2 separate regions of the Homo sapiens genome follow, and region 2 is linked to region 1. Evidence: chromatin contacts called from ENCODE Hi-C or POLR2A ChIA-PET data. All regions are on one chromosome and are shown on one strand. Each heading gives the region's core, a stretch centred on a gene start or an enhancer-like site at or near the end of the contact. The rest is flanking DNA. Distances are from core to core; before and after follow the strand shown.

The links. Hi-C counts contacts between places; a loop is a spot of excess contacts on that map. ChIA-PET counts read pairs that join two places held with the same protein, here RNA polymerase II (POLR2A). Pooled maps may share reads with other maps.
Region 2: a map of PC-9 shows a loop between it and region 1 (2.0-fold over the local background). The contact joins the enhancer-like site here to the promoter of MAGI1-IT1 in region 1. A Hi-C loop is called at or near these places in 3 of 168 maps with a recorded cell type or tissue (PC-9, cardiac septum and mammary epithelial cell) and 2 of 50 pooled maps. POLR2A ChIA-PET finds 5 or more read pairs at or near these places in 8 of 52 experiments (Caco-2, H1, HEK293 and 4 more).

What each region holds. Positions count from the first base shown.
Region 1 is chr3:65,952,053-65,958,450 of GRCh38, forward strand. It overlaps MAGI1-IT1 (MAGI1 intronic transcript 1), which reads right to left and starts at 2,506. Exons shown (of 3, transcript NR_145422.1): 1 at 2,388-2,506. All of the region lies in intron 1 of MAGI1 (membrane associated guanylate kinase, WW and PDZ domain containing 1), which reads right to left.
Region 2 is chr3:66,008,068-66,014,467 of GRCh38, forward strand. The region is part of intron 1 of MAGI1 (membrane associated guanylate kinase, WW and PDZ domain containing 1); the gene reads right to left. LOC124900543 (a long non-coding RNA gene) reads right to left here. Exons shown (of 2, transcript XR_007095951.1): 1 at 1-6,400. Among named protein-coding and RNA genes, the nearest start is that of MAGI1, 28 kb to the right of the region's middle. RefSeq lists enhancers at 1,299-1,799, 2,714-3,306 and a silencer at 2,827-3,121. Within about 2 kb of position 2,909, at least 7 of the 41 ENCODE cell types and tissues checked have a DNase peak (open chromatin) inside an H3K27ac peak, as active enhancers do; they include PC-9, where a contact is called at or near this core.

The DNA of each region.
Region 1 (6,398 bases), core at 1,256-3,755:
TGTTGCCTACATTCATAATTCAAGGAAATGCTCAAATTCAGTTAGGGGTTAGTGAAAGTGTAGATAGATAACTCTTAGCCCACCCAAATTTGCAGATCCCCTATTTCTCTGACAGACTTTTTGGGGACCCGTGGATTCCAAGGTTAAGAATGCTGTTTTAATGCCTGATGAATCTGTGTGTCTGTTTGTCAAAGATGACCCCCATCCTTAGGATGTAATTTTGCCTTGGCTCATTCCTGTCAATTTGGTGTTCATGACTCATAATTCCTGTTTTTGACCACAACTAAACCAATATTAGAAGGAAGTGCTTGCACTTGTTTTTTTCCGATACTTTTGCTCTGCAAAGGGAACAGGAAGAACAGCAAGGAGTGTATATTTAAAAGAAAAGAGCACCTTAACTACGTACCAAAACACAATTCTTTTGATCTAATGATTAATTTGTGTGTGTTAGAATATTTACCAACCAGAAAGACCACATAAGGCCGGGCACGGTGGCTCGCGCCTGTAATCCCAACACTTTGGGAGGCCGAGGCGGGTGGATCACGAGATCAGGAGATCAAGATCATCCTGGCTAAAACAGTAAAACCCCATCTCTACTAAAGATACAAAAAATTAGCCAAGCGTGGTGGCGGGCGCCTGTAGTCCCAGCTACTCGGGAGGCTGAGGCAGGAGAATGGCGTGAACCCAGGAGGTGGAGCTTGCAGTGAGCCAAGATCATGCCACTGCACTCCAGCCTCGGCGACAGAGCGAGACTTCATCTCAAAAACAAACAAACAACAACAAAAAGCCACATAAATATCACTGGCACTTCATATAATTAACTGTACAAAGTATTTCCTGTTGTTTGTCTTGACAAACACTTTCATAACACTTACCATGTGCAGATACTGTTCTAAGGACTACAAATACTAACTCTGCAATCCCTAATACAACCTATGAGTCAAGTACTATTATTATCCCCCTTTTACAGATGAGACAACTGAGGCTCAGGGAAAGGTTAAGTAATTTGCCCAAGGTCACAGAATTGGAATTCCAACAGAGAGCAGCTGCCTATGGTGTTCTCAAAGGGAGGGCAATGCCAAACGAAAACAAGCAACAAGACTCTACTCATTGCAAGTGAGCAAAGGTTCTGATCAAATCTTCATTCTTGCTTCCAAATCACTTGCTGAAAAATTAAAACTAGATAAGTAAGGACAGCTGCCTTTATACCTTCTGGCCTATTCACAGGCAGATTTCCAGACGAAACCAAAGGCCTTCATGAGGAAAAACAAAGCTCCTCAGTCTCAGGGCAGCTAATGCTGGGCCTGGCATTTTTTCCACTCTTATCTAAAATATGCTACAGGAGAATCTAGGCCCAGTGATAAGCCAGGTTTCAACTTCACCTCCCCAGCCTGAGAGCGATTACACACATACTTGGGATTTAACCAGCAAGAGAAGGACACGGAAACCTGGGTCCCTCCGAGCCCAGTTTCTGTTGACACTGTTGCCAGGGCTGAGCCAATTGCACCAGTGTCAAGAGCTCCACAGGGAGGTTTCAGCAGGGAAACCAGCCCTACAGGTGTATCCAGGGAGGCAGGTGTACAAGGCCACATTCTTTCCTCCACTGAACAAATCAAGGTTTGTCTCCCTGCTGTGCGGGGCTCACAGGGCCAGATAAATCTCTCTCAGACAACAACCTCAGCACAGAAACAGTGTAGCTTGCTGCCACTCTGTAGCACCGAAAGTAAAATGCCAACCACTGAAAGAGAGAAGCAGATAATGTTACAATAACATTTATCTAGAAAGGCAATGTTCGTTAGGTAAAATTTAACTATGGCAAAAATCTTTAGGACAGATAGACTCAATAAATGTTTGTGGAACTGAAAACCTAGTGCTACCTTTTAAAAGGTTTCTTGGACTAATTTAAAAGCTTCATTTGGCTGTGTGAACTGGCATTCCCTTTCTAAAATGATAGAGTCCCAGTGGTAGCTATAATGTTAAATAAAATGACTTCATTTCCTCCAGAGGAATATTTTTACCCCAACCCCCCATACTCCGGCACTCAACTACTCAAGACTCCAACATCAGGGGGCAAAAAGTCAGGCCTATTAGGCCTGGATCGTTCTCAGATTAACAACCTTGGGGGAATAATCCTATAAGAAAATATTTTCAAGATTTTGGGTAATAACATTTTTGGGCCAGATGAAATTTGTTAGAGTTTGCACTTCTGTTTCTAAAAACCTCTGAAGCCATTTGTTTCCCACAGTTTTTTTCAGAAGCTATTTTGTGGGAAAGAAAGCCAGGGCCTAGGCAGCAGGCCAGCTAGAACGGGGTTGCTCTGAAAGAAAGCCAGCCCCGGCAAGCAGGAGCGACATGGGCAGCGCTTGCCAAGGTGGTTAATTTTTTACCTGGGTAGAGCCATAGGCACTGACATAGAAAATGTCTGTGACACGGCGGATCCGGAAACAGGCAAGATGCACAGGCAGTGGAGTGTCTGACCCCAGGTTTGTTGCTACAAATTACAAAGGAAGTTATGCCAAACTGAAATAGTTATCTACAGAGAGAAGGAGGAGGGGCGGGGTGTGTTGTCAGGCGGCACGGCGGGGAAATGGCAGTGCTGCGACAGAGGACCTCGACTCTGGACTACACAGCCTCGCACTCCAATCTCAGTTCTGCCACTTGTTGCTGGAGGAATCTTAAGTCAAGTTTCTTAAACACTCTCTGCCTCAGTTTCTTCACCTATAAACCACAGGCCCCAACCCCCAGGGCTGCTGGGATATATACCAAGCAGGTACTCAGAACAGTGCCTGGCACTGAGGAAGTGCCAGGTAAGGGCAGCTGTTGCTATTTGTGCAAATTCTGACATTTGTCATTCTGAACATAACCCTCATAACAAAAGAGGTACAACTGTTACCTCCACTGAGAGATGAAAGAATTGAGACTTAGAAAAATGAAGGAATTTGCTCAAAATCATGCAGTTAGCAAAAGACTACCTGTTTGTGAAATCAGAGCCCAGCAGTTTTAACCTCTCTCATCTGGTCTTTCTTCCCTTACTTAACTTCCCGAAAGAGAGAGACAGAGACAGAAAGAGAGAATGAGAGATGGGGAGAAACACAGAGACAGGGAGGAGGGGGGAAGCGAAGAAAACACGTTAGAGGTAAATAACTTTTTAAGCTAATAAAAAATAACCTTGGCCAGGTGTGGTGGCTGACGCCTGTAATCCCAAAACTTTGGGAGGCCAAAGCAGGAGGATCACTTGAGCCCAGCAGTTCAGGGCCAGCCTGGACAACACTGCCTCTTAAAACTAAATAAATAAATAAACGTAATTAATTGCAAATGAAATTCCACCAGGCCAAACTCTCAGTGGCTACATAGTAAGTGGTTACACCTCTCCTAGCCTCCTAGACCAGTTGCACCTTGATTCTAGCTGAGTTTCACTAAGCAGGGCAAATGAAGCAGGAGAAGGCTCGGAGGGAACCCACCTGAAATGAAGCTCAGCTGTCTTTGAAGAGTCTATCTATTCTAAGGCTCAGGAGTGGTGGCATGATGAATATCGCTGCTAGGAGAAGAAATGCAAAACCATATAACATTTTTGCCTTTCCATCCTTGAAATGCCTTACAATTTCCCTTGGAAAAAAAAAATTGTCTTGTAATTCTTATTTTTCTTTACTTCACTTTTTCATTTCCAGAACTGCTATGGTTCTGGCTGAAGTATCAGAATGACAACCATGGATCTTCTACAATGCCACCATCAGTCTCTCAGCAATTGTAGCAAAGGGAAAAACAACACCACTGAGGCCGCCAGTCACAATATTTACCCATGCCAGAGTGTTCTGTTTGTTTTCGGTGGAGGATGCAGAGAGTAGATAAACGAAAAGCAAAACTTCTCTGTGTCAAAACACAAGCTGAAGATGATTTCCTTCTCCACTGCCCATGTATGAAATATACACAAATCCAGGGCAGCCCTGGGCCGAAGGAGTGTTTATGGTTCTGCCCGGCCATAAACATGCCAGCCTTCAAAACACCAGGACATCAAACAAACAAGGCAGTTCCAGAAAGGATATATCGACTTTTGACGTCTAATGCTCTGGGTGAAATAACTTTGTTTCCCCTAAAAATAGATAAACTAAAATAAATATAAGAGTATTCTACAGCAATGTAGCTAGCCGCATCTTCCTGTGACTCACTGTTTGATAATAACTATGGGCCAGGAACTAAGTGCTTTTTGGTGGAATGACTGATGCTCTTCATACCAACTCGGTGAGGAATTTAAAATGACATCCCTTTGCAGATAAGGAGACTGAGTCTCAAAGAGGTAAATAACTATGTAGGTTTACATAGCCTGCCACCGGCATTTGGACCTTGGTGTGTGAGATTCTGTAGGGTGAAGTCTAACAAAATGGCCCCACCTTCAGTTAAGGATTCAAATGATCACCTAGTAGCCCTTCAACCAGGGTTAAAGCTAAACTCATTCAGAGTTTCTGGCTCTAAACCTCACTCTCATTTCTTTACAGTGAAACACAGAAATTTAAAAAATTCAAAGTAGGCATACTTTCAGGTGGCTAAAATTAAAAGATCATCAATACCAAGCGCCGACAAGGACGTTAAATAATGGAAACCCATAGACTACTCGTGGTAACATAAACTAGAAGAGCTGGAACACTGCTTAAAATTACCTATTGAAGGCAGGGCATGGTGGCTCACACCTGTAATCTCAGCACTTCAGGAGGCTGAGGCGGGAGGACCACTTGAGGTCAGAAGTTCAAGAACAGCCTGGCCAACATGATGAGACCCCATCTCTATATAAAAAATGCAAAAAAATTAGCCTGGCATGGTGGCACACACCTGTAATCCCAGCTACTTGGGTGGCTGAGACAGGAGAATCACTTGAACCGTGGAGGGAGAAGCTGCAGTGAGCCAAGATCACGTCACTGCACTCCAGCCTGGGTGACAGAGTGAGAATCCTTCTCAAAAAAAATTATGTTATTGGGATTAGAAAAATGCATAGTCTAACCCAATCCTACAAGTCCACTCTGAGGCATACCCTAGAGAAATGAAAATACATATATACCAAAAGGCATAATGACAGTATAATAATTTGTAATAGTCCAAACTACAAGCAACACAAATCTCATCAAAAGTAGGACACATGAGTAAATGTAGATATATGCATGCTATAGTATTATACAGAAGTCAAAATGGGCTGGGCACACTAGCTCACATCTATAATACAGTACTTTGGGAGGCGTCGATGGGTAGATCACTTGAGGCCAGGAGTTCAAGACCTGCCTGGATAACATGGCAAAACCCTGTCTCTACAAAAAAAAAAAAAAAAAAAATTTAGCTGAGGATGGTGGCACATGCCTGTAGTCCCAGCTACCCGCGGCGCTGAGGTGGGAAGATCGCTTGAGCCTGGGAGGTGGAGGCTGCAATAAGCCATGATTGCACCAATGCACTCTAGCCTTGGCCACAGAGCAAGACTTCATCTCAAAAAAAAAAAAAAGAAAAAGAAAAGAAAAAGGAATGAACTACAGCTACATGCGACATGGACAAATCTCAATACAATGTTGAGGAAATGAAGTCAGGTATAAAAGAATCCATACTGAGTGAATCTATCTGTACAAAGTTCCAAAACAAGAAAATGGGAATAGAGGTCAGGACAATGGTTACCAGGGAGCGAGCCTACCCGGGGGCTTCCTGGTTGCTATTATGTTTTAGTTCTTTGTTGTTGTTGTTGTTGTTTTGTTTTGTTTTGGGATGGAGTTTTGCTCTTGTTGCCCAAGCTGGAGTACAGTGGTATGATCTTGGCTCATTGCAACCTCTGCCTCCCAGGTTCAAGTGATTCTCCTGCCTCAGCCTCCCAAGTAGCTGAGATTACATGCATGCAGCACCACGCGCAGCTAATTTTGTAGAAAGGGGGTTTCACCATGTTGTTCAGGCTGGTCTCTAACTCTTGACCTCAGGTGATACACCCGCCTCAGCCTCCCAAAGTGCTGGAATTACAGGTGTGAGCCACCGCGCCTGGCCTAGTTCTTGATTGAACTGTTGTAACCCATATGGACTGACTTTGTGGTAACTCATCCACTGCGATTTATGCCCTTCTCAATCAAATGACCTCCCTCTCCTTCCCTCTTCCTCCCTCTTAAAACAAAAAAGTAGGGACATTCATAAAACCTTCAAGTCTAAATCAAGTTTTTGAGACTTACACAGGAAAAAATAGGTACAGTGTAAGACATTCTAAATTTAGCTCAATATTCTTAACATGCAGGAACAACTCTATGGAGAAATCCCTTCACCCTCCAATGTTCAACTCAGCAACATTTTAAACTCTGTTCACATCCAATAAAGACCTGCTTATTGTATCATCAAAAAGGTATGCATGCAATCCATCTCAAGAAGAGGCTTACCTGCACAGTGAC
Region 2 (6,400 bases), core at 1,659-4,158, 56 kb after region 1:
TGTATTTTTAGTACAGATGGGGTTCCACCATGTTGGCCACGCTAGTCTTGAAATCCTGACTCCAGGTGATCAGCCTGCCTCAGCCTCCCAAAGTGCTGGGATCATAGGTGTGAGCCACCATGCCCAGCCTGGCTCCATAGATTCTTACTATTTAGTATAGTTCATAGGACCAGCATCAGCATCACGTGGGAGTTTGTTAGAGATGCCCAACCTGGGCCTACTGAATCAGGACCTGCATCCCCAGATAATTCACAAGCACAGTCAACGTGTGAATTTACAATGCTGGGCCCTACACCATCTGGTGAACCGAGAGATTTCAATCTTTTCCTCATCTCCTCCTCCATTTAGTCTCTAAAACATGAGCACCCACCACATGTAGGCACTATACCTGGCAGGCACAGCAATGCCCTTGACCCTCACGCAGCTCAGAGCTGGGCATTCTGGGGAACAGACACAACCCATACAACCACAAACGCACATAAAGATACAACTGAGTGGCAAGTGCTGCAAAAGGGAAACAAGTGGTCTTATGAGAGCATTAAACAAGATGAGATTCTGTCAGGCCAGGATCCCTGGAGAAAATGATGTTAGAATTGAAATCTGCAGGATGACTACATATTAAGTAGGAAGAGTATGGGGGGGCAGGGAACAGTGTCCAGCCAAAGAGGAAAGGCTTGTGCAAAGACCCCATGGCATACCACATTACAGGAACGACAAGAGAACACCACATGTACAATGAAGCTGGCCGGGGGGCAGGGGCCAGACCATGAGGGCTCTTGTAGCTCTAAATACTTTGATCCTAAGAACAGAGAGAAGCCCTGAGAGGCTTTAAGCAGGGTATGCCAGGTTAGAGAAAAGAAGGTATAGGCAGATCCCAGGAATTTTACTGAGGAAGCAGGTCTCAGACCCCAGCTATCCCCATTTGTATAAAAGTTTATCTTCCCTTCCCTTCTAACCCAGGGCCGTATCAGGCGTAAGCCGGCCTGCCTGCCACCAACCCCACAAGACAAACTGAGCCCCTTTCCTACCAAAGAAATAAGCAAGAAGTGCCCCAGTGCTAAAGCAAAAGAAAAACACACACAAAGATGAATATGCCTGGTGGCTGCCCCAGGACATTGGAGGGAGTGATGCATAGTACTTCAGATTCTTAAAAATAAAGAATATCCGGCCAGGTGCGGTGGCTCACGCCTATAATCCCAGCACTTTGGGAGGCAGGCGGATCACCTGAGGTCAAGAGCTCGAGATAAGCCTGGCCAATACAGAGAAACCCCGTCTCCACTAAAAATACAAAAATTAGCCGGGCGTGGTGGCCGGTGCTTGTAATCCCAGCTACCCGGGAGGCTGAGGCAGGAGAATCACTTGAACCCCAGAGACCGAGGTTGCAGTGAGCCAAGACCATGCCACTGCACTCCAGCCTGGGCGACAAGAGTAAAACTCTGCCTCAAAATAAAAAAAGTAAGGAATATCTGAATTCAAGACCTGGTTCTACCCCTGACTACCTACACAAGGTAAACTTTCCAAGGTTCCTAAGAATGCCTAACGATACCTACATAATAATGTTACTGAGAGAATTAAACAGTAGTGTCTACAAAGCTCTAAGCATGAAACTTAACACATAGTAGGTGTTCAATAAAAAATGTATATCTTTACACAGCACTGTGGTTCTCAACCTGCCCTCATGAGCACATTAACTCTTCAACCTAAAAGAATCATTGTTGGCTGGGTGCAGTGGCTCACATCCATAATCCCAGCACTTTGGGAGGCCGAGATAGGTGAGGCAGGTGGATTGCTTGAGGTCAGGAGTTCCAGACCAGCCTGGTTAACATGGTGAAACCCTGTCTCTACTAAAAATACAAAAATGAGATGGGTATGCTGGTGGGTGCCTGTAATCCCAGTTACTCAGCAGGCTGAGGTAGGAGAATCGCTTGAACCCGGGAGGTGGAAGTTGCAGAGAGCTGAGATTGTCCCAGTGTACTCCAGCCTGGGTGACAAAGTGATACTCTCTGTCTCAAAAAAAAAAAAAAAAAAAAAAAAAAAGAATCATTGTTTATTTTTAAAAACAATAACGACTAACATATAGAAAATGCTTAGCCACAACATTAAGCAATGCTAAGCATCACATGTATTAGTAAGTCATCACAATAACACTATGAAATGGGTGCTGCTATTAACTCCATTTTACAACAAAAAGTATACAGAAAGTAAGGAGCCTGCTCAGGTACTGAGTGTGAGTCTCTGTTCTGTGGTGCCTTGGCCACTCCTCAGGGCTCCCAATATGCATATCCCTAGGCAATAACTTGGGCAATTCACAAAGTGCTTTCCCCCTTATTCTAGGTCTCCTTGAACTACGGAACTCTTAGCATGATATTCACTGATGCCCAACAAGCCTGCTTCACTCAAGTAAAAGGCTGAATGAAAGAAACTGCCTCTTGAAAGAATCTGATCCTCTGACCAGGGTGCAGGCCGGCAGATGATAAGAGGCTGAAAACAAGCACACTTCTAGGCGTTCCTCACTTACACCATTATAATGAAACGAAGCTTTCTCTGGCTATATGGGGCTCTGATGTCATTAGTAGGACAGCTCTTTGAAAATCCCAAACACCCAAATTTTGATAAAATCTAACTTTCTTTTCAGAATTTCCAGTTTGTGGTATTTGGAGAAGTCCCATAACCCCTACATGAACTGAACTGTGTTTATTTCCAAATTTTCTGCACACCACTCACTACCAACTTGGTGTTTACAAAGCACCTTTGCCCTCAGGATTTCCAGGCAGTGATAAAAGCATAGAGCAAATATTTTATGGCCGGTCTCATCCTAGTGCCGTAGTGGGTACACAGAATGCCAGCCAGCTGTAAGCAAAGGGGCAGGACTTGAAAGCTTTCTCAGAGGAAGCCAAGTGTTACCTGTGGTATTTAAATGGAAAGAGGCCTGTTGAGTCAAGTGCCTTCCCAGGGAACTGGAGGGACACCAATTTGCCCAAAGTCATCCCTGGCTGGGGAATATAATAGAGGGCTAGAGTTCAGACTTTTCTTCCAGCTGATGATTCATTTAGGACAAAAGAATTTACCTTTCCTTTCAACTCTCTGTGACAAAAGGTTGGAGATACCAGAGGAAGCCAATTCAGCTAACTTCAAGGGTGTCCCCACATGGCAGCACACATAAATGCGCCAAAGGGAAAATGAAAGGGAACGGCCCAAGTATTCTTTTCTCGACAACAAACGTTGCAACAGTCCTAGAGCGACGAAAAGATAGGTTTGAAAGCTAGTCAAACATGAGCTCAAATCCAAGCACACCCACTTCCCAGATGTGTGTTCTTGGTCATGTTACTGAAGAAGGTGGTGCTTATTAAGCCAATTACACACACACAAACATACACCCCTATGTCATATGCCCACATGCAGTGAACACTATGCTGTACTATGCCACCCGCCTCCAGGATCCCCCTCCAAGACTTGTGTTGGCTGCAGAGAGTCACCTTCCCTGAGGTCACATAGCCTTCCCAGAACAGCCGCCTCCAATCCTTGTTGACTTGAGGGTATACAAGCCTTGCCCTATCATCCCAACCCAGGACAATACTGAAGAACCATCTCAATGTCAGAGCTTCCTGCAGGTCGGCTGGGCCTTGGTTGAGACGACTTCACAGCCTAACTTCTCCTCCAGCCCAATTCCTTCAACAGGAATTGATTCCAAAAGCATTCCCTAACCAATGTCCTATATGGTAATCATCTCTGAGTTTGCTTTCCAGGAAGCCAGACAATATGCTGAACCAAAAAAAAAAAAAAAAACTGGAATGAGAGATAGTGAAGTATGGCCAGGTAATAGTATTAAGTTATTTGGATTGTCCTTTTTTCAAGGTCAAGTAAAATGCAATTCTAGCGAAAAAAATGAGTTAACTTTTTTAAAGGGCAATAGGATACCCAACAGATGTCCAATACTTCCTTTTTCCTTAGCTGTAACTCCCCCTACATCACACAACCTTGTCTATATCGATTTGCTTTTGCTTGTTTTAGTTAGGATGGGCAACAAAATGGTATTTCAAAGTTACATCCTTCAAATTCAAAAGAATGACAGCCACTGAAACATTCTATGCTCAGTTAACCCAAAACACCAAACTTCCAGATGCATACAGGCTTTAATCTGTCAAACTTTTAAGTAAACTTTTCTTGGACAAGTTATCAAGTAACATCTTAGAAATTATTTTTTTAGCAGAGGGCAAATAAAAAGGAATTACACCATGATCCACTCAACATGAATAATACAAACTATACTTTATGCAGTAAACATTCATTCCAAGTTTTTCCTATAAATATAAATATGAGAAGAGGTAGTATTAAAAGTTCCATATCACCAGTCTTACCTTGAAACAAAAAAAAAATATTAAGACTCAGTAATAACTAGCTAATTTCAGAAAAGCAGAGGTAGAAATGGATGAGAGATAAAAACAGACAACCATTTGGGAGCCTGAGGCGAGTGGATCACTTGAGACCAGGAGTTTGAGACCAGCCTGGCCAACATGGCGAAACCCCATCTCTACTAAAAATACAAAAATTAGCTGGGTATGGTGGTACACATCTGTAATCCCAGCTACTTGGGAGGCTGAGGCAGGAGAACAACTTGAACCTGGGAAGCAGAGGCTGCAGTAAGCCAAGATCGTGCTACTGCACTCCAGCCTGGGCAATAGGGTGAGACTCCATCTCAAAAAAAAAAAAAAAAGAATAAATAAGGGGACAGATGTGAAATCATCTAGCACAGTGCCTGGCACATCAGAAGTGCCCCTGTAATGTCCGGTAAATCTGAATCACTGCTATTTTTTAACTGCAGCTCTTTCCCACCCATCCCCATTTCCTCTAGGGTTTTACTGGGAAGCAAAGAAAAGAGGAACCTAGCCAACTCTGAAGCCCACTCTAGGTCAATAGTTTGCATGTAGCTCATTTAATCATTTTAACTCCTATTGTGTCTAAATTTATGTTTGAGGAACCCAGGGGTGGGGAGGGTCACAGTTTTAAATTTTTTAAAAAGGTGTGCTGTTTTCCCAAAGAAGAACTTCAATTCTGGCTGGGCACAGCGGCTCACGCCTGCAATCCCAGCACTTTGGGAGGCCGAGGCGGGTGGATTACCTGAGGTCAGGAGTTTGAGACCAGCCTGACCAACATGGAGAAACCCCATCTCTACTAAAAATACAAAATTAGCCAGGCATGGTGGCACATGCCTGTAATCCCAGCTACTTAGGAGGCTGAGGCAGGAGAATCACTTGTACCCAGGTGGCAGAGGTTGCAGTGAGCAAAGATTGCACCACTGTACTCCAGCCTGGGCAATACAGTGAAACTCTGTCTCAAATAAAAAAAAAAAAAGAAAAAAAAAAAAGAACTTCAATCCAACTACCTTGGAACCAAATTAAAGAAAAAGATAGAGGCCAGACTCGGTGGCTCAAGCCTGTAATCCCAGCACTTTGGGAGGCCAAGGTGGGCGGATCACGAGATCAGGAGACCGAGACCATCCTGGCTAACACAGTGAAACTCCGTCTCTACTAAAAATACAAAAAATTAGCTGGTCGTGGTGGCGGGCACCTGTAGTCCCAGCTACTCGGGAGACTGAAGCAGGAGAATGGCTTGAACCCAGGACGTGAGGCTTGCAGTGAGCTGAGATCGCACCACTGCACTCCAGCCAGGGCAACAGAGTGAGACTCTGTCTCAAAAAAAAAAAAAAAAGAAAGAAAGAAATGCAAACATCCCCACTAGGTATTTGAAAAAGCATGTTAGGGCCAATGCTACCCACTTTTCTCAGACAATGAAAACATCGTCAATGATTTGACTGAAGACTTATTTAAGTAAAACGGAGATACTCATACACCTGACGAAAAGAAAAAAGGTAACTTCTCCCCTGATAAAGACCATGCAATGGTGGCTCCGCAGTGAACCACTACATAATGTATCAGGGCCATCTTCCTCAATTTCCCTCATAAAAATAATACCTGCTTGCTGTAAACTACACCAACGAGTCACCTATGTCACAGCCCATTTCCCATTTCTCTTGCCCCAATTCCAATCCTCAGAGGAAGGTAGGGTAAACACATAATTCACCATCCAAAGCAGTTCACCAAACACTGAAAGAGGGTACTATTAATAATTATACCAGAACAACAGGTGTAAACCAGATATTTCCCAAACAAACCGAGACATATGGTCACCCTTCTCAGAGGTAGCCACAGGGAACATATCCTTGTTGTTCCAGATCTTTTTTTATTTTTAAGGCACACACAAGCATACCCAACCAGGTCAGCAGTAGCTGTGATATAACAATGGGATCATCCTATAGATGCTGTCTCTTACTTTTTTATTTAATATATCATCATCTGTTTACATGTCAGGACAGAGATCCACCTCACTTTTTTAACTGACT